3 separate regions of the Homo sapiens genome follow, and regions 2 and 3 are each linked to region 1. Evidence: chromatin loops called from intact Hi-C (ENCODE). Cell type or tissue: HCT116. All regions are shown on one strand. Region 1 has its middle 29 kb from the start of LACC1. Region 2 has its middle 5.4 kb from the start of MIR8079. Region 3 has its middle 26 kb from the start of NRAD1.

What was found. Peaks named below come from ENCODE experiments on the same cell type or tissue, not always from the same donor. Only the 100,000 strongest peaks of a DNase experiment are listed, where the experiment ranks them.
Region 2: it touches region 1 in a loop (7-fold over the local background); 16 of 110 quality-filtered maps call a loop at or near these places.
Region 3: a loop joins it to region 1, with 11 times the contacts of the local background. A loop is called at or near these places in 93 of 110 quality-filtered maps.

The regions. Positions count from the first base shown.
Region 1 is chr13:43,905,203-43,913,202 of GRCh38, forward strand. No RefSeq gene overlaps it. Among named protein-coding and RNA genes, the nearest start is that of LACC1, 29 kb to the left of the region's middle. In HCT116, CTCF peaks have their summits at 422 (motif pointing right) and 3,387 (motif pointing right); DNase peaks (open chromatin) are centred at 449, 3,389 and 3,798.
Region 2 is chr13:44,186,801-44,194,800 of GRCh38, forward strand. No RefSeq gene overlaps it. Among named protein-coding and RNA genes, the nearest start is that of MIR8079, 5.4 kb to the right of the region's middle. RefSeq lists an enhancer at 1,010-2,209. In HCT116, CTCF peaks have their summits at 4,779 (motif pointing right) and 5,339; DNase peaks (open chromatin) are centred at 1,701, 4,831 and 5,171; H3K4me3 peaks cover 380 bases.
Region 3 is chr13:44,044,504-44,052,503 of GRCh38, forward strand. No RefSeq gene overlaps it. Among named protein-coding and RNA genes, the nearest start is that of NRAD1, 26 kb to the left of the region's middle. In HCT116, CTCF peaks have their summits at 3,999 and 6,142 (motif pointing right); a DNase peak (open chromatin) is centred at 6,158.

The DNA.
Region 1 (8,000 bases):
TATGACTTAGTATTGTTGATCATATGACTGAGGCAGTGTTTGCCAAATTTTTCCACTGTCTAGTCTCTGCTATGACATCCCTCTTCCTTCCTTACTAGAAGTTGAGTATCTCTGATTCATCTTATTGGAAATTCACTGACATTAGTTTTATTAATATTAATAAGAAGTTAGTATCTATAGTGTTGGTAAGCACACATAATATTTTTCTCCCATTGCCAAAAGCCTCTGGTAATATTTATCAGAATACTTTGAAAATGTGTATTAAAGTCTAGTCTAGAATTTTGAATGAGTGGTGTAATTCAGTTTGGGATTACATAGGATCTATGGCCTTCACTGAATGCAAGCAAAGCTTTAACACTAGCATCATAGTCAAAACCTCTTTGTCCTCTTCGTTCGCAAATGCTTTGTGCATCACACAGATATATCCACTGGGTGGCAGTATGTACTCAAGAATATTTACTGTTTCTAGTTGCCTCAATCTAACGGAATTTAAAGATGTCAAACTTTTTTTATCTGGAAAATAGCCATTGTAGTGAATCTTAAGAAACAGTATTGTCTGAATGCAAGCTCCTCCCTAGAGATGATTATGGAGATTATAATAATGTTAATATTATATACTTCCTACCATTTACTCTCAATCATATTCTTTCTTCTGCCAACAATACTCTTAGCATGAGAACTGGTAAATACCTATTATCCTACCTCTTATTTCTGTAACCTATCTCTTAGTTCTAAGGAACTTGCCTGGTGATAGACTTTTCCCTTTCTCCATTTTGTTTCTTAAATATCATACCCTCTCCACAGTGAAATCAAGAGATAGACCTTTAAGCTTCTGTATAGTACCATATGTACCCCTTTAGTTCTGCACTACCTCCTAGACAAATAGAGCAGATTCTAGATATTCACATAGTCTTGCAAAGTCATATGGTTCTCTTTCACTTAAATTAATTCTGTCTGAAATGCAGAATGGCACCAATTAACTTGCTCTACGTAAGATTGTCTTCAATGAAGAGAGGGAAAACCTTCCAAGAAATTAAATTGTGTAATCAGGTAGGACTACAACTATGAGAAGAAATCACAAAAATAAACATATTTTAAAAACTGAAAATAAAATACTAACTTAGTTGTGTTAGATGGTGAAATTATGAAAGCTTTTGTTTCCTTTTTCTGCATTTGTGTAGTTTTTCCTATATTTTCTTTAATGAACTATACTTTTTTCAAATAAAAAATATATAACTGCTCTTAAGCCATCTTTTATCTTCCTCCTGCCTCAAAGGAAAGATTCTTGCTTTTAAAATATCCTATCTAGTTTTCTGCTATCTAATTTTCCAAAAGATATTTAGTAATAGTTTGACGTTTCCTTGCATCTCCGAACATGGCACTAGTTTCTGATGAGTGTGATGGGAGATTTGACCCATTTTTTAAAATAAACTTTTTACAGAGAGTTGCACAGATAGTGCAGAGTTCCCATACACCCAACACTCAGTTTCATTTATTAGAAACATCTTACATTAGTTTGGTACATTTGTTGTGATTAATGACCCAATATTGATACATTATTATTAACTAAATTCCATACTTTATTCAGATTTCCTTTGTTTTCACCTAGTGTTCTTTTTCTGTTCTAGGATCCCATCCAGGATAATTTATTACAATTTATTTGTCATATCTCCTTAGATTCTTCTTGGCTATCACAGTTTCTCAGACTTTATTTTTCATGACCTTGGCAGCTTTGAGGAGCACTGGCCAGGTATTTTGTATTAACAGAATGTCCTTCAATTGGGATTTGTCTGATGTTTCTCTCATGATTAGGGTGAAGATATGGATTTGGGGGAGGAAGACCACAGAGGTAACGTGCTATTCTCATTACCTCACATGGAGGGTATGTGCTACCAACCTGACTTAGCATTTGTTGATAGTCTGACTGAGGCAGTGTTTGCCAGGTTTTTCTATCACAAGGTTACTCTTTCATTGGCCTTCCCATACTACACTCTATAGCAGTGTGTGCAGAGCCCACACTTAAAGAGTGGAGGGTTGTGTTTCACACTGTGACGGTGGAGTATCTACATCAATTATTACAAATTCTTCTATACCTGAGATTTGTCTACTCTCTCCCATTATTCAATCATTTATTTAAGTTAGTATGAACTCATGGATATTTATTATATACTTTAGATTATAATCTAATATTATTTTATTTGTTTTTCTTAAATTGGCCATTGGTGCTTTTTCAGTTGGGTTCCTGTGTCCCTTTGACGTACTCCCACTATTGTGGGGTGTGATTTTAGCACGCTGCTACTTGCTGGCACTACTAGTACTTCCGAATCATCTTATATAGCCCCTCCCTGGTCCCTAAATTGGATAATGCTTTTTAACTCTCATCATAAAGATCAGTATTGAAAAGGACACACTGAGTGTCTATTGCATAAAGACCTTGTATTAGGAATACGACTTTTTAAAAAGCCTCCTTTTGGATAGATCTTTTGCTTTAGCTGAGAAAATTAGACAAATACATACAATAGCATAATCCCATTTATTAAACATAATATTAGCCTAAAAAGAAAAAAATCCACATAGCAGTGTGTACTCACCCTTCAAACCCCACCTGTGAGTATGGCCTGGATACTCATAGGAAGGGGTCAAATGTGCTGTGTAGGAGGGGATTCGGAGGCTGGACAAAATAGGAGGAATGTCATCTAGAAAGCTATCATTAGAAACATCTGGCTAAAGAGAAACAATGATGACATAATCAGAAGAGAACTTAGAACCAGCAAGTTTCCTCCAGCTGTGAGTTCAAATTCAACTGCCAGAAGTGTACATATCACTCCTGACAGACCCTCTGATGTTGTGACTCTTCAAGGACTTTTGAACTCAGCTAATAATTTTTCAAATAAAAATCCCAATATACATATATAACAAAAAAGATATGTAAAAATTTCTTACAGTTATATTTGAGTTTTTGTTGAGTTTGTGCTATATATAACATATTGTTATATATATATAATTTATATATAAAAAACTCAAATACTATAACTGTAAGAAATTTTTACATATCATTTTTTTTAGATAAATAAACTAAAACCCCAATATAAAGTCAGGAATGGTAGAGCTGGGAGAGAGGTCTGTGACCTCCTGGGAATCACTCGACAGTTAGTGTGAAACTAGATGCCAACTGTCTTGACCTTTGGATCAGAGCTTTTTTCATCACAGAGCTTTGCTTCATTGAATAATTTATTTACACATTCCACTCATCCATTTATTCTACAAAAAAAATTTAATAGCTCCTTCATGCCTGACACAGTGCTCAAGTTTGTAAGTACAAATTTTGAGAGTTTGCACTATTGTAAAGAATTGAATAACAAAATTAGATAAACTGCCACCAGGTGGCATAAATCCTCATACTGGCAAGGACGTTTGTAGGTAATTTGTAGTAACTATTCAGTTTTTCCTCTTAGACTTTTTTTTTCTTTTTCAAATTCAGATGGTGAGAACTGGTCTGAATGTACAATTCAGTCTTACTGTTTTCCATCAAGGTGTCACCAATCTTCCAGTCTCCCAGGCAGAAGTTTTTGAGGTATGTTTTGGTTTCATCTTCTACTTATTGAGTCACAGCTTATTCAGATTGGCTACTTTCCTCATCTTTAGCTCCTTTATAAAAACCTTCAATTTAGCAGTGTCAGGGAAAAAAAAAACTACCTTGGGTTGTTCTTAGCCTACTGCAAGTTCACTGCTGCCTCTGCTCCTGCTGTTCCATTTCCCTGAAATTCCTTCTTCTAAACTCTTTCATCATTGACTCACCAATGTTCAACAAATATTTGAGTGGTTGTTATGGTGATGCTGATATATGAAATGCCAAACTATATACTTTCCTCACATGCCAGCATCTGCTATGTCCCTCCCTGCCCTTCTGACAGTAGAGAAGTTCTAGTAGGTTAAATGCGTATACGATCAAATAATTGCTATATTAGGGGCATTTACCAGCCATCGTGGTGACCAAAGTATCAGCTTTGCAGAGGTGATCAAGAAATAAATTGGTCCTTGGTTTAGATATAGAGGTAAGTCAACTAGTTTAAATGGATACAGGGTCAAATATTGTCCTACACAGTGAGATAAAATGCATTGGCACTTCAAGTCTGACAATTTTAGACTCTGAAATTTTAGATGGGAAGAAGGTATGATGCATATAGGCAAGTGGCCAAAGTTGATTTTAAAAAGAAAGGCTGAAACCAGATTAAAAGGGCCCTTGAAGGACATGCAAAGAAGTTAGGACTTTATCTTTTAGGCATTAGAACCATTACAAGATACAGAAAGGGGATGATGTGAACAGATTTGCATTTTAGATCCTCTCTGGCTGGATGTGGCATGGATTGGAGAGAGGTGAGACCAGATATGTGCAACCAGCTGGGAAATAACCCTAGAGTCTGGGTGGGTGGGGATGTTAAGGCCTGAACCAAGTAAAATCTGTGCTGAAGGAGAGGCAGGGATGGATCTGAGACAGTCAACAGAATTTGGTGAGGAATCAAATATGGGAATAAGGAGAAAGTACTTTGTGACTGCCAGGTTCCTGGCTTAGGTCACTGAGTGAGGAGTGATGCCTTTAACTAGGCATAAAAGGATACAGGAGGCTGAGCAGCTTTTAGGGGGTGGTGGTGGTAGTGGTGGTGGTGGTGAATGTTTTGAGTTTACTTTGAGATGACTGTATGATTATTTGCACTAATCAATTTCATACATTAATATGTAGGTTAGAATGAAAGGTCTCAGTAAAGAAAACTTTCTTACTACCATTCATTCATCAATCGATTTGTCAGCCAAAAGTGCCTCCTTTATGTCTTATAAGGAGTTAGGTGCAATGGGTATTATGAACCTTACATCCCAAATTTTCCAAAGTGGTTTTATTTTTCTACAGTTTTTATTTTTGACAAATGCCATTCATTCAATATTTACTTAATATGACTAAATTTTTATGTCTTGTAAGACTTTTCTTACAAGTTAATAAATCACTAAAATGTTTACAGTATGAATTCTGCAAGTAAGGTATTTGTAGCCTAATCCAGAAGAACTCCATACTCACTAGAGAACCATTTAGTGGTAAACTGCAATGTTGTAAGGTTTCCGGGGCATCCAGAAAGTGGCTCTCATTTTGGGTAGGAGGAATTAGGAAGGGCTGCACCAAGAAGCTAGAACTGCAGCAAGGATCTGAAGATAGAACAATAGCTGCAAAGTCAGACAGTGGGTGAAGAAAGCAGCATCAGGAAAAACATCTGGTTCGAATGACTTTGGTGCGTTCAAGGGAGATTGAAGACCTTGGCCTCTCTTGATTAGCCTTTTGGCTCAGTCACAGAGGGTGACTAAATTCATCTGAGGGGGGTTGTATAATTCCTATTACTACTTTCTTTTTTTTTTTTTTTTTTGAGACGGAGTCTCGCTGTCGCCCAGGTTGGAGTGCAGTGGCGCGATCTCGGCTCACTGCAGGCTCCGCCCCTCGGGGTTCACGCCATTCTCCTGCCTCAGCCGCCCTAGTAGCTGGGACTACAGGCACCCGCCACCTTGCCCGGCTAATTTTTTGTATTTTTTTTTAGTAGAGACGGGGTTTCACCGTGTTAGCCAGGATGGTCTCGATCTCCTGACCTTGTGATCCGCCCGCCTCGGCCTCCCACTACTTTCTTATATGTATCTTCAATTTGGGATCAACTTTGTGATGATTTGTCTAAGGTATAATGAAAATTTTTACTTCTGTGGTTTCCAGATTCTGTTTTTTCATTCCCTTCCTGGCATTTTTCAATTTGCATCTCATTTTGATTTTCAGCTTTTCTGACCTTAGTCATAAAAGCTTTTGATAAATTTTAGTATTACATAATCACCCTTGTTTCTCCTTTTAGTAACATCCCCATTTGCCTGTGAGGTCCACATGTAGCCTTTTGAGGTAATACAATTGAAACTTTTATTACAATTAACTGTGAATAATAAGATAAAATATATCCTCAAGAGCTGTAAATGAAATAAACACTTGGTACTGAAAATCTATAATGTAATAAGGATATATAATAGTGCCTCCTGCACATTCGATAAATGTAGTAGACATTCAAGAAACATTTTCAATGGATGAATTTTACACAATAACCTAAAGAAGACTGCATCTTCTTTGTTAAAAAAGTTTGTTCTGCCAAAGCAAGAAATACAGCAGGAGGCTCAGGGCATAATCTGCCAGGCCCGGTGCTTCTGCAAATGATTTCCTCTGGTTTTGTCCTCAGTCAAGGCAAGCTCTGGCTTCCTGGTGCTCTGAGGTGAGATGAGGGTCAGGGACCTGGTGTGTCAACTCCCTTCTCTCCAAGCGGCCCTAGTTCAGGGATCTGTATGAAATGCATCAAAACATCAGTCCAAGTGGCTGACATCCACTTCAGCTATTTGTTTGCAAATAGGAGTTCTAAATGCTTTGAAAACAGTTTGTTCTTTAAAGTTGGTAAGCATTCCTTTTATAATTTGTCTACACTCTTTTTGAACAAGCTACTAATATTACTGATAAAATAAAATGAAAATTCAACTAGCCTTACTTTGATGGTTGGTCATAAGTTCAAAATAATCAAAGTCCAAATTAATGAGATTTTATTATCTATGTATACAAGTTTACCTATATAGGCTTACATGTATGTGAATTAAGAATCATAGCAATTTAGCACTGGAAGGAAACATAAAAAAGAATTCTTTCTAAACCCTACATTTTGCAAATGAAGAGATATGTAACTAGTAAATTGTTCTTTTTCTTGCACCCAAGAGACTAGTTCTATATTTAAACACAATCCATAAATAGCCTCCTTTACAGATATAATTTGCTGTGATTTCACGGCTCTGCTGAGCACATTACATGTTACGTAATGCTTTTACTTCTATTAGCTGTGTCTTAGCATCTCCTATAAATCTGCAGCCTCTTTGAAGGTAGAGATTATATTTATTTTTGCATTCCCCAGAGAACCTGCCCCAGCCCTATCCCCACAGCTGATTCTGGATTGAGCATCCAGCATCTGCAGGTGGCCATGAGCCTATGCGGAAATCAAGGAACCAGGCTCTGGGTTCCTGTGGGTCGCCTGTGGGCTAGGCAAATTTTCTTCTGCTTCAGAACATCTGATAGTTTCTCTGGATTGCCTTGTTTGTATTTGGAGTCCTGTTGTCTCTATTCTTCACCTGATAGTTATGAAGCTGTGCCCCTATGCTGAGGCCCACCCATCCCATTGTTTTCCCCATCCCAACCTCAACTGTCTTAAACTAGACTGGATTTGCCATTCCCTTATTTGGGCACAAATTAGAATTGCTGCCACTTCTCCACCCTCTCACCATTGTGCCCTTCACCTCCGCGTGCTGTGTGGTAAATAACCCAGGCAGCCTGCAGTGATCCCACTCTTAGAGCTAAAGCTATTGCTTGCTTTGCACTGTTACATAACATAAATGAGTGCTCAATGATTTGAAAGAATAAATTTGGACATTAATGATTCACTTAACAAATACTTATTGAATACCTAATATATACCATACCACCATCACCTTATTCTCTGTGCTGGGATATAGCAGAGAATAAAACCAAGTCCCCGCCCTCATGGGATTACATTCTAGTCAGGGAGGTACACAATAAGCAAATAAACAAATAGACATATAATATAAAGTCACTGCTAAAAAGTAAGTGCTGTCACAAAATGTAAGGGAAGGGAATAGAAAATGACAGGAGGGAGTGCTATTTTAGACAGGATAATCAGGAAAGGCCTGGACATACTGACATATTGGAATCATCTGAACATAGATGGTATTTAAAGGATAGAGTAAGTGAGATCATCTGAAGAATAACGTGGTTAGTGAAGAGATGTGTGAGGACTCAGCCTGGGGCACTCCAACAGTTAGAGGTAGGGAAGACAGGGAGGGTTCAGGAAGGAAGGAAGGTTGAGGAGGAACAGCCAGAGAGGGAGAAGGGCAAGCAGGATAGAGCAGTGCTTTGGAAGCTGAATTGAGAAAGT
Region 2 (8,000 bases), 280 kb after region 1:
CTACACATATAAATGAGTGAAGAATGGTTGAATAGAAAATCTGCAGCAAGGCAACAATAGTCCAGTTTTTAACCCCAGCTTCTCTGTAGCTAACATGAATAATCCATGGTAAGCTGGATCCTTACAGTAATTTATCGATGAGTAGTATAATCATTTATTTCAAGCTGAACACATTTCTCTGGCTCTGCTTCATCCACCACAAGATACTTCCAGGCAGCTCTGGGAGAATTGGAAGCATGTTTTTCTTCCAGTATTTGCCTGGTCTCATAGAGCAGCAAATAGTAATATAAAGAGCTCAATCTGTATGCACAAAAGCAGTTGATGTAGACTACTTTTAGGTTCAAGTTTTGAGCAAACAGTATACAGAAAACCCTTTGCAATTAATACTAAGACTAGGAAGTGATGAGCCCATCAAGGTTGGGTGTGAGGCATGGATGAGGATCAGTGAAGGACACAAAGTCAGGATGATAACAAGCAAACGGGAGCTAGACAAGAAGGAAGGCAGAAACATTTCAGGTTACACCATAACATCATCAAGAAGGGACTGGACGAATAATTGCAGCACTGGCTACTTTCTGTTGAGTGTTTCTTACTCTGTAAGGCCTGCACTAGGTGCTCTACATATCATGGGCTTAAGCTGAGCACAGCACTGCCATTTGACTTGTAGGATCCCTCGTTTGCAGATAAGGATAGTGACGCTCTATAAGATGCACTACGTGGTGGAGTTAGAACCCAACCACCAAGTTTTCCATGATGCCCAAGCCCATTCTCTTTTGATATCCGTTATAATGGTCCCACACTGTGGCTATAGCATTATGTTGTTTATGTGTTATTCATAGTTCATCATATTGAGTAAACAGGATGGACTTTTAGCAAACTGGGCAGAGTTTGTCTCTAAGTGTGGTTTCAATTCATCTCAAGTTTGTTTGTTTTTAATTGCCTATATAAAGTTCAAAGAAACCCTATCATGCACATTCTGCTAAGAAGAAGATGCTTCAAGCAGAGAAATGCAGTTGATTTTTTCATTCAGGGTTCTAATGTCCAGAGTGGGCTAACCTTATTAAGGAGTGTAGGCCCTTTATTGAAAGGGGTGGGAGAGGTTCTATTTTGCAGCAGTTGGGAAGGCATGGTCTCTCCACAGGTGAGGTGGTTGTCTAACGGGAGATAGAACAGGCTGGGTTTCTGAATAAGTACATGAATACATTTGATTTCAGTATTCCCTGAGTGATTGAGGGGGTTGCTATAATGCTTGGTGCAAATAGGAAAGGTCAGTAGGGACAAGTGGGAAGAGTCCAAAAGAAGAAACCTAATGAAGGAAAGTGAATGGAAGAGAAGAAGGAGCACCAGGGGATGGCCACGGTGGCCATTGTAGGTGCCTTTGACCCAGACACTCAACAGAGCACCTAAGCCTAGATGGGTAGAGCCAAGATTGTTTTTGATGCCTGGGTTGGATCCAAAACTTCCATCCAGGTCTGCCTTTACCTGGGTGTCTTGGCTTTTGCATTCCCACAGCTGTGACTCAGACCTGTGTTTTCTGGGATGGGAAAGGAATACAGCAAATTATGAGATAAGAAGTGAAAAAAGAATAACTGGCAACCATTATTCCTGCACCCTGGGAAAGAGGGTCCTGCCTGCCTGGCCCTGCCTCTCTTGCTGACTCATGCTGTAGTCGTGACAGTGCCTTTGACTCATCCAGCCTAAGAACCCAAGAATCAACTCTGACACTTCATTCCCATGCATGGCATACCTGGTCATCAACACGGAGGAATTTTAACCCAAACTATATTTTGAGCCTGTTCCTTGCTCCATCCCACTACCAATGTGTTGAGTCAGGCCTTCCTCCTTTCTTATTTGGAGCAGTAAGAGCCTCCCAACTTGTCCTCCTGCTTCCAGTCTACCCAGACAGTCCATCCTCTGACCTTCCACCTGAGTGATCTTTCTGGAAAACAAACCAATCCTGTCACTCCTCTGCTTCTTAATGCCAGAGTAGGATTCTCAACTGAAGACTCCCCTGAACTCCAAGAATCCAGGGGCAAAATTGTACATTTATGCCATGTAGCAGAGGTAGTTAGTGATTAACAAATATTCCTTGTGTATCCCCATATATTCCAGCCTCCCTTGCAGTCAGGTTGGAGCATGGGACTAATTTGATCAACTCAATGTGGTAACATGCTGTATTTCATGGTTATCTGTGGCTCTGATTGGAAGTCATGAAGGTTGGATGGCTTTTTTGAATGGGGAAACAAAATAGTTACTTCTTACTAATTCCAATATTTGGGGGGATTAAAAACAAATTTATGAAGACACGTGAGCCATAGGAAAAAAATATTTAAAGAGAGTCCTTAAGAATGAATATTGTGGACCTCTGGCCTACAGAAAAAAGTCCAAACATGACACTCACATCAAAACAGATGAGACACAAAAGCCATTCTGGTTTTGTTGACAATAAAGTCTTGTTGCCCTGTGCTTTGCCAATCTGGACTTTGACTAATTATTTCCCAGTTATGCTTTACACTTCCATGTGGGCCTGCCCTTGCAACCTCCAGTCCCTCATCTCCAGCCTGTCCAGTTCTCCCCTTATCCTGCAAGACCCAACTAAAATGTTGAACTCAACCTTCTCTGCTGAATTCCCATTGCCCTCAGCCATAATTTTAGTCACAATGCTTCTTTCATCATATTGGCATCCCTGACTGTTCGTTAAAATGTGAACTTCTCCCACACATGTAGTGTCTCCTTCCCATCTCTGTGCCCCCAATGCCTAGGATAGTGCCTGGCACAGAGGGGGCATTCACCAACTACAGTCTCCTTGGAGGTACTCTTCTAGGCTCCTCAGATGGGTGGGTTGCATGTGGCGATGAGTAAACTATTTATCTAAGTGCCCCCTTGCTGTTCCTCAAGCGTGCCAAGCCTGCTTTCCCCCACAGCCCTCACGTTTGCACCTATCTCGGCCCAGAACTCTCTCCAGACCTCACATAGCTCTCTCCCCCACATCAGTCAGAGCGGCTTTCTCTGGTCCTTCTCCCTTTATCTCCTTATTCTGCCTTGTGTCTTCACGGCACATCTGGTACATTTTATTTTGCATTTACTATTAAGTCTGTTCATTGTCTCCCCCAAGTAGACTGTAGGCTCTGTGAGGTCAAGGGCTTTGTCTTGTTCATTGCACATTAGTGGGCACTCAAAAATATTTTTGAATGAAGAAATAATAAAGTTATCATATTTTAACACATCAAATCTGAAACCAAGCCTCATTTTTCAAGCGTTCTTTTCATAAAGCCGTAAAGCTTTAGATTAAGAAAGGAATTTGGAGGGTTTACTTGAGCTCTGTATTCTCATTTAACTGAAGTGGAAGCAGAGATCTCTGACAGCAAAATAACTTGCCCCATGCAGGGCTGAAGCTAGAACCCTTGTCTGACTCCTGGGTCTTGACTCCTAGCACAGTGTTTTGCATGTGGTAAGCATTCAGTTAATCAATGAGTGTTAAGTTGAATTAAAACTAGAAAAGGCTGAGCAGTTTGATGCCTGTGTGTGCAGCTTTCTGCCCTGTTTATAAACTGAGCTCAAAAGACATGGGCCTCTAGGGAGTTACTTGAGAAAACAAAAGTATAGCAGATGGGGATCCAGGTTCTTACCCTGACACATGGACTCCGTTGGGCAGACCTAGACCAGTTAACCACACAACTACCTGACCCTCCACACTGCATGTCCCCGAGATCTGTAGACATAGCTGGCACTGTTTCCTGGTCACCAGTGGATGTTAAGGGTCAAAAGAGAAAAGGATCTCTCTTTTAGCCAGGAGCACTGACTAGGTGACTGCTAGGGAAAAGCAAGAAATGCAGCGTCAGCCCACCATGGTAGGTAGTGGTTGAGGAGCCTGAGAACTAAAGCTCCTTCCGTTCTCAACCTCACACTCTGGGCCAGTTACTGAAATTGTCTAGACCTTCACTTGAAAAATAAATCCTATAGTTAGGAATAACCAGGGTTTCATTACAAAGTTCTTGGCACATACTCCAGGACTAAATTATATATGGTAGTGGTGCAAATTGCCAATCAAACAGTGCCTTCCACAATGAGGGGCAAACATAATGAAACCTTAGTTTGGTAGATCATAACAAAATTGCTCATTATTTCTTCGTCTCTCCTTTAGATGGAAAAGTGTCACCTTTTCTATATGTTCTTTGCCCATTTCAGCTTCTGCCCTCAGACTCTCAGGAATATGGAGAACTGTTTCTCTAAACACTCACGATTAAACAAATTAGGAGATTTCCTAATTGTTTAAGGATGTACGGTTGTTCAACAAGGACCCATGTTCCACCACTCTCCTCTTCTGCAGTATGGCAGACAACCATCAATAACCACAGGGTCCCAACCCAAGCCTTGGAGCTCACCTCATAATTCCTCATGGTCCAGAGAGCCTTCACAATCAACTGGAGCTGTTAGATGTAATGAAATTATTTGCCATCCTCAGTTTCAGTTGTATAAAGCCAGGACCAGAATGTACAAACTGTCCTCAAGCTTTTCTCTAACTCTAGGTCATGCATTTCTAAATCAAAGGCAGTTGCCTGTCTTGCAGGATTTGTTTTCTTTCCTTTTTGTTTTTCTATTTTCCTCTAAGCATACAAGGAAGAACAGAGATTTCAACCATTATTTCTCAGTGAACTAAACATCAAACTATAAGTTTTCAAGTCAGCCATGACCTGGCATCTCTCCGTCTTTTGAAAACGAAGCCAAACAATCTATGGTGCGGTCTCCTTAAGCTGTGTCCGAAATATGCAGGGTTGTGCAATATGCAATGTTTTGGTCAGTCACTAGGTGGCATCTAATTGAGGCACCGGGTGAACTCTCCCAGAAGGAGCGTGTTTTAGAGCACACCACAGTTCTCCATTTTGGCTGCCATTGTTTGGTGGGCGTGTTGGAGTTAATCCATTGCCATCTGTCTTTATTTTGCTAACTTACTCAGTCGGACGCCACACAATTGAGTTCTGCAAATGTCGGCTCTCCAGTACAGCAATTACCGAGTCTCTCTCTAAACAATATCACCGCACGGCATTCTTCCTGCCTTGCCTAGAGCTTGAAACATTCAGGCTCATTTTGACTTTCTTTGCTTATAGCGCTTGTCATCTTCAAAGATGAAAGAAAAATGGTCTGAACTCAAAGCCACAACAAGGCATGGCTTCTCTTTCCAAACTGAGTACATACCAATCAACATGTTCCTATTACATAAAAACCCCAGGCAACACAGCCAAGGATGTGGGCTTGTGCTTGTGCAGTCCAGGAAGACACCACCGCCTCCTCCAGGATGCAGACAGAGTGCATTTTGTTGTTGATGATGATGTTGTTCTTTTAATATTTGAGGGACTGGTGGGAGAGGTGGCAAGTGAGGCACATGGAAGTAATAGGAGAAGGAAGTTAGGAAGGAAGGAAGGAGAAAGAGAAAGAAAGAAAGAGAAAGAAAGAAAGAAAGAGAGAGAGAGAGAGAGAGAGAGAAAGAAAGAAAGAAAGAAAGAAAGAAAGAAAGAAAGAAAGAAAGAAAGAAAGAAAGAAAGAAAGAAAGGATATAGAGGAGGAGTGGGGAGTGAGCTGATATTTGAAGGACCTAACTTCCATTGCTGTTCCAGAAGAGGGATGAATTAATAATCTCAGTAACCTAGAAATGGTGTTTATTTTCCATTGTTTGCTCATTTCATTCATTCACGCATTGTGTATTGAAGACCTACTCTGTGTGTCAGGCAGTGTATGAGATGTTCCAGATACAAGTGGGATCGATTCATCAAGATTCATTGTCTTCTTTGAGCTTACATTTTGTGGGGAGACAGACATTGATCAAGTAAACACAAGCATGATAGCTGTTGTGAAATAGACACAAAAACACACAGGGTGTTGCACAAGCACACAATGGGTGCCCTCACCTAGTCTGGGGGCCAGGAAAGGATCTCTGAGATAGGTGAAGATGAAGGGGGTTTTTAGAGTATCATTCTTCTTTGTTGAACTCTCACGTGCCAAATACTCTGCTTTGCAATTAGCAGATGCTAGATTCATATTTGGTGACCAACTAGCAAGTGAGGAAGATCTAGCAGGATGAGAACCAGTGAAAATACAGCCCAGTCCCTGATGGGACTAATTCCTCCTTAATCCTTTGCTTTTGCCTTTTTTTCCTGCCAAAATTATATAAAGATTTGCATCCATCTTTTATCTTTATTTAAGTCCATTTTGTTCAAAGTTTTCAATGCCTGGTAAACCAAAAGTGAATTAAACATTAACATATTAGTTTACATTGCTATCTACTGTAGTTCTTCAGAATCGATTCACTGTTTAAATTTTAGAAAATAGGAGGCAATTTGGGGAGCAAAGAAGAGGAAGCCAGAAAAAAAGGGAACATACTGTGTTTGTCTTCTCCGCTGTATTACCATATTTTCAAATGTAATTTCTGTCTTCAGGGTTTCCACTATGAAGCAGAGGGAGTCCATATCCTATGTATTGACATAAGATTCGAGCAAAGGCAAACCCACGAATATGCAGTTTTTGGGAACTGTAAACTCCCTGAGTTTCATTACAGGTGCTGGAATAGGTGGATATTGAAAGGATTTAATGTGGTCTCACTACTTACCAGTGCATTTGTGAATGACCCATTCTTGTAGGACTTTATCTTGTCAACCAAGTCTATTTGTCATTAAATATTTGTGGTCTGAGTCCTTTAAAGTCATCTCCTGGGAGAACTGCATTGCCAGGTAGTTTGAAGACCAACGCCAGCTACATAGTAACATAAGGAGCCTTTGCCTTGCTTTATTTTGGTCTTAACTCATTGCTCCCCTAAGCTGAATAGGGAATGTCAGGCAGCTGTCCTTCATGCCACTGAGATTCTCCTGCCTGAGGCCCCAACCTTCCAGAAGGTTCAGGTGGCTGGGGCCTTCCAGGGGGAGTGGCTGGGTCTGTGAGGTGGCCCATGGATAGAGCTGGGGTACCCTCTTCCTCCCACCTCTCTGGGATCTGCCTGCACTGTGGACCTGGTCATGTCCTGGGGTGGGGGTGCAGAGGGCAAGTGGGGATACCAGGGGAAGAAGAAATGTCACTTGAGCTGTGGCAGACACTGGAGGGCCAGGCCCTGCACAACAACCACTGTTACCATGGAAACTCCCAAGGAGACCGCCGAAGGCCACTAGAAGCAGCCTTGGTAACATTCTTCCATTTCTGACCTCTCATTACATTTGACATAATTGACCAATCTCATTCTGGAGACTTCTCCTTCCTCGGTTTATGTGACATGAACCCTCTTGGTTCTGCTCCTCTCACCCTGAGTGACCTCTGTCAGCCTCTTTTGCAGACACTTACTTCACTCTCTCTTCATTCACTCATTAATCACGGTTACAAAAATCTGGTCTTAGGATCCCTGCTTTCTTTTTTTTTTTTCTTTTTTCTTTTATTTTGTTATTATTATACTTTAAGTTTTAGGGTACATGTGCACAACGTGCAGGTTTGTTACATATGTATACATGTGCCATGTTGGTGTGCTGCACCCATTAACTCATCATTTAGCATTAGGTATATCTCCTAATGCTATCCCTCCCCCCTACCCCCACCCCACAACCATCCCTGGTGTGTGATGTTCCCCTTCCTGTGTCCATGTGTTCTCATTGTTCAATTCCCACCTATGACTGAGAACATGCGGTGTTTGGTTTTTTGCCCTTGTGATAGTTTGCTGAGAATGATGGTTTCCAGCTTCATCCATGTCCCTACAAAGGACATGAACTCATCATTTTTTATGGCTGCATAGTATACCATGGTGTATATCTGCCACATTTTCTTAATCCAGTCTATTGTTGTTGGACATTTGGGTTGGTTCCAAGTCTTTGCTATTGTGAATAGTGCCGCAATAAATATATGTGTGCATGTGTCCTTATAGCAGCATAATTTATAATCCTTTGGGTATATACCCAGTAATGGGATGGCTGGGTCAAATGGTATTTCTAGTTCTACATCCCTGAGGAATCGCCACACCGACTTCC
Region 3 (8,000 bases), 140 kb after region 1:
CTAAGTTAACTATCGTCGGGTTACACAGGTTTGGAAGCTTGAGCACATTCTACGGCATTTGTGGTATGGCCTCTGTAGATTTGATATCCTTAATCATAGATAGCAGATGGAGCTGTGAGACAATGACCTTCCAGGGTCCCTTCCCCAAATAGACTTAATGCTACTACACTTCAAAAGCAATCACTGTCCATCCGCTCCAGGTCACCGTGCAGTACTGGCCAGGGGCCCGGGCTACCAGAAAGACACTAGCTAGAGTTGAATGCTTAATCTCCCTGCTCCCAAGTACAGACAAGAGGAGAGAGAGAGGCTCATGGCTTTCTAGAGTTTTATGTGCTTAAGCGCTGATAGGAGCTACCTTTTGCTGCATGTTGGTCACTCTGGAATATAAGACACCTGGGACAGCAGCTAATGTGGCTAAGGAACAGTCAGGCCAGATTTGTTGTTATTTATTTAGCAGAACACAGAATCCAAGAATCCTCATGAATGCCACTCAAAAGCATGACTCAGGCAAAGGGAACAGACAATAAAAGGAATGACTTCACATTTCACAGCAAGAATTCTCTGGCCTCGGAGAACACTAGATACCTCTGGACCACACATCCCTTTGGCAAAATACTTTTCTCATCTACAGATCACTGCATGGCTTGGTTTACCTGAAGCCTCTTATGGTTTCTCCACCTAATAACCCTCATGATATTTTTCTAGAAAAGCAGCATAGATGGAGATGGAATGTAACACCTGAAATAAAAGGATTTTGCAGGAAATAATGTAAATCAAGCCTTTTGCCCTTAATGACCCATAATAAAATGCTCTTGCTACCAAGCTCTGCAGGCAACCCAGTGCAGGTTGCCATGGAAATGCCCAGCTGCTCCTCTGCGCAGTTGCTTAATGATCAGTGTGATGCCAGGCTCTTGAGAGAAGCACAGGCTCAGACAACTCTTTACAGCCACAGGGACAGTCCACTCAGGACTGCAGTTACGTCTGAGTCGGAGCCCCTGTGTCCAGGTATAATTAAAATGCACTCAGACCTATGACTGGAAATGCTTTCAGCAGAAAATTAGGTCACCTTTTTAATTTCTCCATTCATTTTCATTTCTCCACATGACTGCCCAGTCAGAAGCAAGACAGAAACAGGGCGGCCATGGCACGTTGCTGCAGATGCCGCTTCACCAACCTGTGACCTGGCTCCCGCTCTACACAGGTGGGATATGCAGGTGCTCTGCCTTGACCCATGCCATAAAACGTCACCTTTTGGTCCCCTCTTCCCATGTTCCCTGCACCTACCTTTCACAGTGACTGGACCCGAAATTCTCACTATTACTCATTGCTTGATTTAGATAACAAAGGCAAGAGCTTTTGCCCAGAATATTATTTTCAAAATGTATTTATTTTCTGGGAAGAAAAGACAAGCCTTGGGGAATCTCTTCCTGTCTTTCCCCCCTTTTATTCTTTTCTCCCTTCCTCTCTTTCATTCTCTCTCAAAAGGGTTTATTAGGTGCCTATTATCTGCAGGTAATTACCAGAAACACAAGAATGAATGAAGCTTGATCACTGTCCTCTAGGAGCTGACAGGTTATTAGATGGGGATAGGCATGTAAACAAATGCATGAGCTAAAGAGACAAAGGTGTGTACAGGGCACACGTGGAAAAATCCTACCCGAGGGAGAGCTGGAAAGGCTTTTTCGGGGGTGGGGGATGGGAGGTGAGGTAGAGATGCTTCTTGGGCAAACTCTTGGGAAGAAATTAATGGGATTGTGGGACTAGTGAAAGGAAGGGAAGAGGGACACTGTGAGTAAAGACTGAAGGCACAAAATAATCTTGTATGCTTGATAAATTGCAAGTAGTTGAGAATGGCTGGAGCTTTGGCCAGGAGAGCAGTCTAGGGAGAAATACATCAGAGGTAGGCAGGAGTGAGAATCGAATGAAGAAGTTTGACTTTATTTTACAGGCCAGTAGGAGCCACTTAAGGGTTTTCAGGAGGGAAGACAGAGAATTAGAATTGCCATTTAGGAAGATTTTTTTTTTTTTTTTTTTTTTTTTTTGGCAACGAAGAGCATGTACTGAGGAAGTAGGAGACACGGAGTAATTAGAAGTTAGTGAGAGAGCGTGACTGTACAGAATAGCTATTGTTTTTTTGTCTAGCATCTGTTCCTTTGGAAGAGAGTCACCTGTCTCTCATTGCCTGGCCCACTCACACAAGGGTGGACAAATGACCCAAACTCAACCCATTACAGTACCCATCCCTGGTTCAGGTGGGCACATAATCCAAGCAGTATTCATCAAGCTTCTTTACTGAAAATTCACATACGCACGCCCAGACATAGAATTTCTTCTTCTTCTTCTTCCTCTTCTTCTTCTTCTTCCTCCTCTTCCTCTTCCTCCCCTTCCCCTTCCCTTTCCCCTTCCCCTTCTCCTTCCCCTTCCCCTTCCCCTTCTCCTTCTCCTTCTCCTTCTCCTTCTCCTTCTCCTTCTCCTTCTTCTTCTCCTTCTCCTCCTTCTCCTCCTTCTTCTTCTTCTTCATAAAAGGATGTAGCTTTGCGGCTTCCAGAGGCCATCTTTCCTGGTACATGGAGAACACCTGATCAATTAAGCCAATACTTACAGGAAAATGAACAAGAAGAAGGGGAAACAGAGCTGTATTAATATTGCTTGAGCCTCTAACAGTCTAGAGCCTACATCCCCCTGTGTCTGAAACCAGTTTACCGATGGACTTTAGAGTTATACATGCCAATAAGTTTATTTTTGCTTGAGCAAGCTTGAGTTAGTTTTTAGTCACTTGGGACTGAATGATTCCTGATTATGAAACCAGGTAAAAATGACGGCAACCTGAGCCAAGGTTGTAGGGGACGGAGAGGATGGTTTAGGCAAAGTTAAGGAAACCACCCAGGAATTGGAGAGAGAGAGGCTATGGAGTGGAAGGGGAAAAAAATCAACCAAAATGATGCCCAGATCCTTTGTTTCAGTGAATAACAATGCCACCTTATAAGATGTTGAATATAAGAAGAGAAACAATTATTTTGGGAAAGAGATACACGTTTTAATTTATTGGGTTTTATATATTTGAGGGATGTCCAGTTGAAATTTTCAAGTAAACAATTAAGATTTTCTATAACCCACTCCCTGAAATACGTGCAACTTATAAAACCACATGATGGTAAGCATCTTAAAAGTCTTCCCATCATATTACTCACTTGATACTTTAATTCCTTCTGTTGAACATTTATTAAGTGCCTGCTGGGATCATGTACAGCGCTAGGAGGAAAGTCACAATATGTTTTCACAGCTTGAGTTCTCCTGAGGTTCACAGTCTAGCTGGGGAGACAGACATGACACCTCCATAGGCTGAGTGAGAAGAGCTACTAGTGGCACCTACAAAGTACTGAAGACACACAGAGGTTGAACCTTCCAGCTGTGGGCCAACAACTCCTGATCAAAAAGGTTGTGCAGTTTCTGGTTTGGTAAGTAGATTGGACAATATATCTTCTTCTGGAGTAGCCTTGATTTCCTTTGGGATAACTAGATTTATAGGCAGTTTTATTGTATGTTGAGTCAATTCTGTCTCCCACTGGCTTCACATGACATGGTTTTTGGTGGTTTTTAAAGTAGGTTTTATCAGTATATAAAGTTATCTTATCAACTTTGTATTTGTCTTTTGTTTAGCCATTAAGTAGTCATCCTCATGTGAACAGGGACCTTGTCTGTTGTAGCCATCATTTATCCCCAGCACCAAAATTAGTGACTGAAACAAAGTAGGCACTCAATAAACATTTGCTGGTGAGTAGCTTCTAGTGTCTAGTCCATCATCATCTTAGTAGATCTTTTGGGAAGGCATTAGTTTGTCTGTGACCCGACTAATGTGCAGTGTCCACTGGAGAATACGACACTCTGAGATCACTAGAAACATCACAAAATATAAAGGAGTGGTTGCCAATTTGCTCTGGTTTCATATATCTATATTATGCAGTCCAAGATTGCACTGGTCTTTTGGGGAGCTATGTCACATTGTCACCCTCTATCGGTCATCTCAAACCATTAAGTTTTTTTTCATGAAACAGTTGCTAACACCATAGCTTCCTATTCTGGAAGAGGATTCTTCTTCTGTTGCTGGATTCTTACATTTTTTGATCTTGAATTTAGAATACCACATACATCTCTGAGAAATTTAGCCTAAAAAATGCCTGCCTGGCTTTTGCTTGTGATTCTGTTGTCCAATCTTTAGTTCTTCCTGCTTTCTAGCATTGGCATAATTAAAGAGCCTGTAGCCTCCCAAAGGTCAGGCTTTCTGCGTTGCCTGTGCTCCCAGCACATGGACTGTCATCAAGAGCATCCTCAGTTGAATGTTTATTGGGCAAATTTCTAAAGGCATGCCTTTTATATTTCTTTCAAGTTATTAATTAAAATGTGAAAAAAGAACAGAATGGTTTAGCTTTCTACTGGAAATGTCCCTCTTTTGGTATCTATCTATCTATCCCAAATCCAGCACATTTGGGTTCAGTTCATTTTTTTCTCCTTCATCTTTCAGGAAATTTTGCTATCATCTAGATACACTGCATTTATACTACAGTACCAATTTCAATGAAAGAAATGAGTTTAGACTGACATAACCTAATATTAAGAAACCCATACAGGCTCCAGGTGATCACCAGTTACTCTTCCATGGCCCCCAAACCCACCACTTACGGGCAGATGTTACATGATCTCCCTGGTGGACACTCTGGTAGGGAAAGAATTTGTAGGAATCAATTGTGAAATTGCATTGACCTTTCTTTCACATTGCCACAGCAGTCAAGGATGTGTGTGGGGAAGTTGAAATAAAGAAGCAGCTACAGAAAAAAAAAAGAAAGAAAACAAAAACCTTAGAGGATGTATTTTTAAAGGATGTAATTTATGTGTCTATTTTGGGGGTACATAAATTCTCATCTTGTTTAGAAAAGCATCACATATCCAGTGCATATCCAAAATATGCACATTGATTATTTATAATGGGCAATGTTCAAGATGGAGCCTTCCTCCCCTCTTTAAGCCAAAGGGTTATTTGGGCCAAGAGGGTGCTGAGTGGAGGAAGCAGGAAGTCAGGGTGGGAGTTCACTATGCTCCATAACCCCTTTGAGAGCCCCATCGAGTTAAGAAAGCATTGGTTACATCAGCACTGCTTTTTTCTCTATTTATGTCACGGGTAGTGATTCTGGAACACTGTGAAGGGCCTTCCTTAGATTTCAATGCCCTTTTAAAACCAAAGAGCAGGTGGCAATGGACCAAGCCAATAGCCACTTTCAATACAAAACAGCATGGTCCTTTGGTCTTGAGTGCCTTCAGCCAGAATCCATCAGCATAAAGAGCCACATTTCCATGAAATATACAGGATATTTAATAGCAATCAATGTATTTCCTACATGATTTATGGCTGCCCCTTTTCTATGGATTTTGGCAAGAAGATGGGAATTCAGATGTGGCTATGTATGGGGCAATTCAACAGGCTTGGAACATCATTTTGTTGAAGTTAATTTGAGGAGGCTGTCACTTGCCTCAAATCTGTGGCAGTTAGGATGTTTGTTATTACATCTCTTCTCTCCATACTCTGTAAACTATAATAAATTTGATTAAAGTGCAGATACCTCATGGAGATGTTATTTTTGCTCATAAAGAGTCTTTCTGACACTCTTAAATGGCCTTAAAAATGAACCTAAAATGTCATTTTGGGGATTTGTAAGGCATTAGAGAGTTGCATCCATCTCTTTCTCCTTCCCTTCTTTCTTTCTCTTTAGAAGTGCTTAGAAAAGCATAGCATCTTGGGGTCAGAATATCATTATAAAGCAAATTACTGCTAAAATGACCTAAATGCCAACCTCATAGTCTTAAGGAGTCCTTTCCTTACACTGTGTGTTGAACTGATTGCTTGAAAATAACTAAATCGTCCGGGAGCTTTCAATCATGTAATGCCTCATAGTTCTTCTGGGGACAGAGACTGAATGTGGCTACTTTGCAGAGCATGACGTTTAATGATGCCAAGTGTCTTGATGAGTACTGTTTGATGAATAATAATAATAAATAATAATAATACCCCACAAGCATTCGCTGACTGATGCATTTAAGGACTCTGAAGAAACTCCTGATGCATCAATTTCACTGCTTCTCTATTTCTCCACCAGATGGCAGAAGAAGGGCCAGGATATTGACCCTGAAATTTTTTTTGATTCTTAGATATTAAATATGAGATGGTATCAAAGGTTGGAAGTGAACATTTAAATATATTCCCATAAATTTATGTTTATTATAAAATCATAAAGCCATTTATGATTTATTATTTATTATTTCATTATAAAATATATTTCCTACAGAGAAATATCTTGAAATAAATAAAGGGTGTGGAAAACTTTGATACTGTGTCAAAGGTTAAAAGTTAAGCCAGGCATTTTAGACCAGGGGATGTATTAATACTTTCTCTGATATCCTTACGAAATGGGCAGTGGGACAGAGAACCACTTAGTGAAAGTTTTTTTACCCATCCTCCTTTTGCACCTGGAAATGTAAATAAGAAAGATGTATGGATATAAAAGATGGTGTTTTATCCAATGCTGCAATGGCTCTGGGCCTTATAAGAATTGCATTCCCTGCCAGACACAGTGGCTCACGCCTGTAATCCCAGCACTTTGGGAGGCCAAGGCAGGCGGATCACGAGGTCAGGAGTTCAAGACCAACTTGGCCAATGTGGTGAAACCTCATCTCCACTAAAAATACAAAAATTAGCTGGGCATGGTGGCCAGTGCCTGTAATCCTGGCTACCTGGGAGGCTGAGGCAGGAGAATCATTTGAACCTGGGAGGCAGAGGTTGCAGTGAGCTGAGATCGCGCCACTGCACACCAACCTAGGTGACAGGGTGAGCCTCTGTCTCAGAAAACAAACAAACAAAAAAAACAGAATTGCATTCTGTACTCCTATCCAGTGTTATTTTGAGGATAAACTCTTAAAATTTATCTCACAGGGTAAAGTGTGTAAGAAAATTAAAAGGGGTAGTCAGGGACCTGAGGGCCATCAGCCAACACAAAGAAGAGTCTGAATTCTTAGAGCTGGTGAATGTTTAACATCTTGGCATTGTTCAGGGTTGCCCAAGTTTATTTAGTAAGTTCTTAAATAAATGGAGAAGAATGTTTTATTACTCTCATATAAATGGATTTAAAAGAGAGATCTAAAAAAGACAGTTTGTTTCAGCCAGAAAACAACTTCATTCATATTCTCATTGGTATTTCTCTCATCCATATCTAAAAACCAAAGCACTTCTCATGGATTTACATAGTCTGTCTTTTGAGATAAATGGTCATTAGATGACAATTTAGAGAGAAAAGGAGTGAGGTGAAAGAGATTGTTTTGAGAGTATCCTTTTTAGGCAATAACATGCATACTAGGAATGAAAAATTAATTTTAAGACAGTGGTTTTAAGATTTCTTAATCCATATTTGAGTAGTATATTTTAGGAAGTATATACACACATATGATATTTTACTGCACAGCCTCTGGGTTTTCTGAGGCCCTGGCTTAACCCTTTTCTAGTTGCCATGGCTACGAGGACACAAATACAACATCCATACCATGAGCTGGATCTATGAGGAAGAATTTCCAACTGTATACATAGTATGTGTATTTGACCCAAGCTTTTCAGAAAGAATTTGACACAATTTTAAATGTAGTAAATTGTCTGTGTGAGTCATACAATGGAAATAGCGTATGCAGCTAGGAAAATGTAGTCTCATAAATGAACCAAGGGGAAAATAACATTGGAACCCCGTTCTCTCTAAAACCTCCATCTTGCCTTCCCTCATCTCTTCCTGATGTAAAGAATGTCATAGAAAACTTGAAGAAAATCATTCTAAGCTTTTATTTTTTTCTTTTTAAAGTTCAAGCCTAAAATAAATGATTATTTTCAAGCAAATCATAAATCTGTAATCTGAGATACTGGTCTTGCAAAAACACTTCAACGCTTCCAATTACTGGCTGTAAACTGC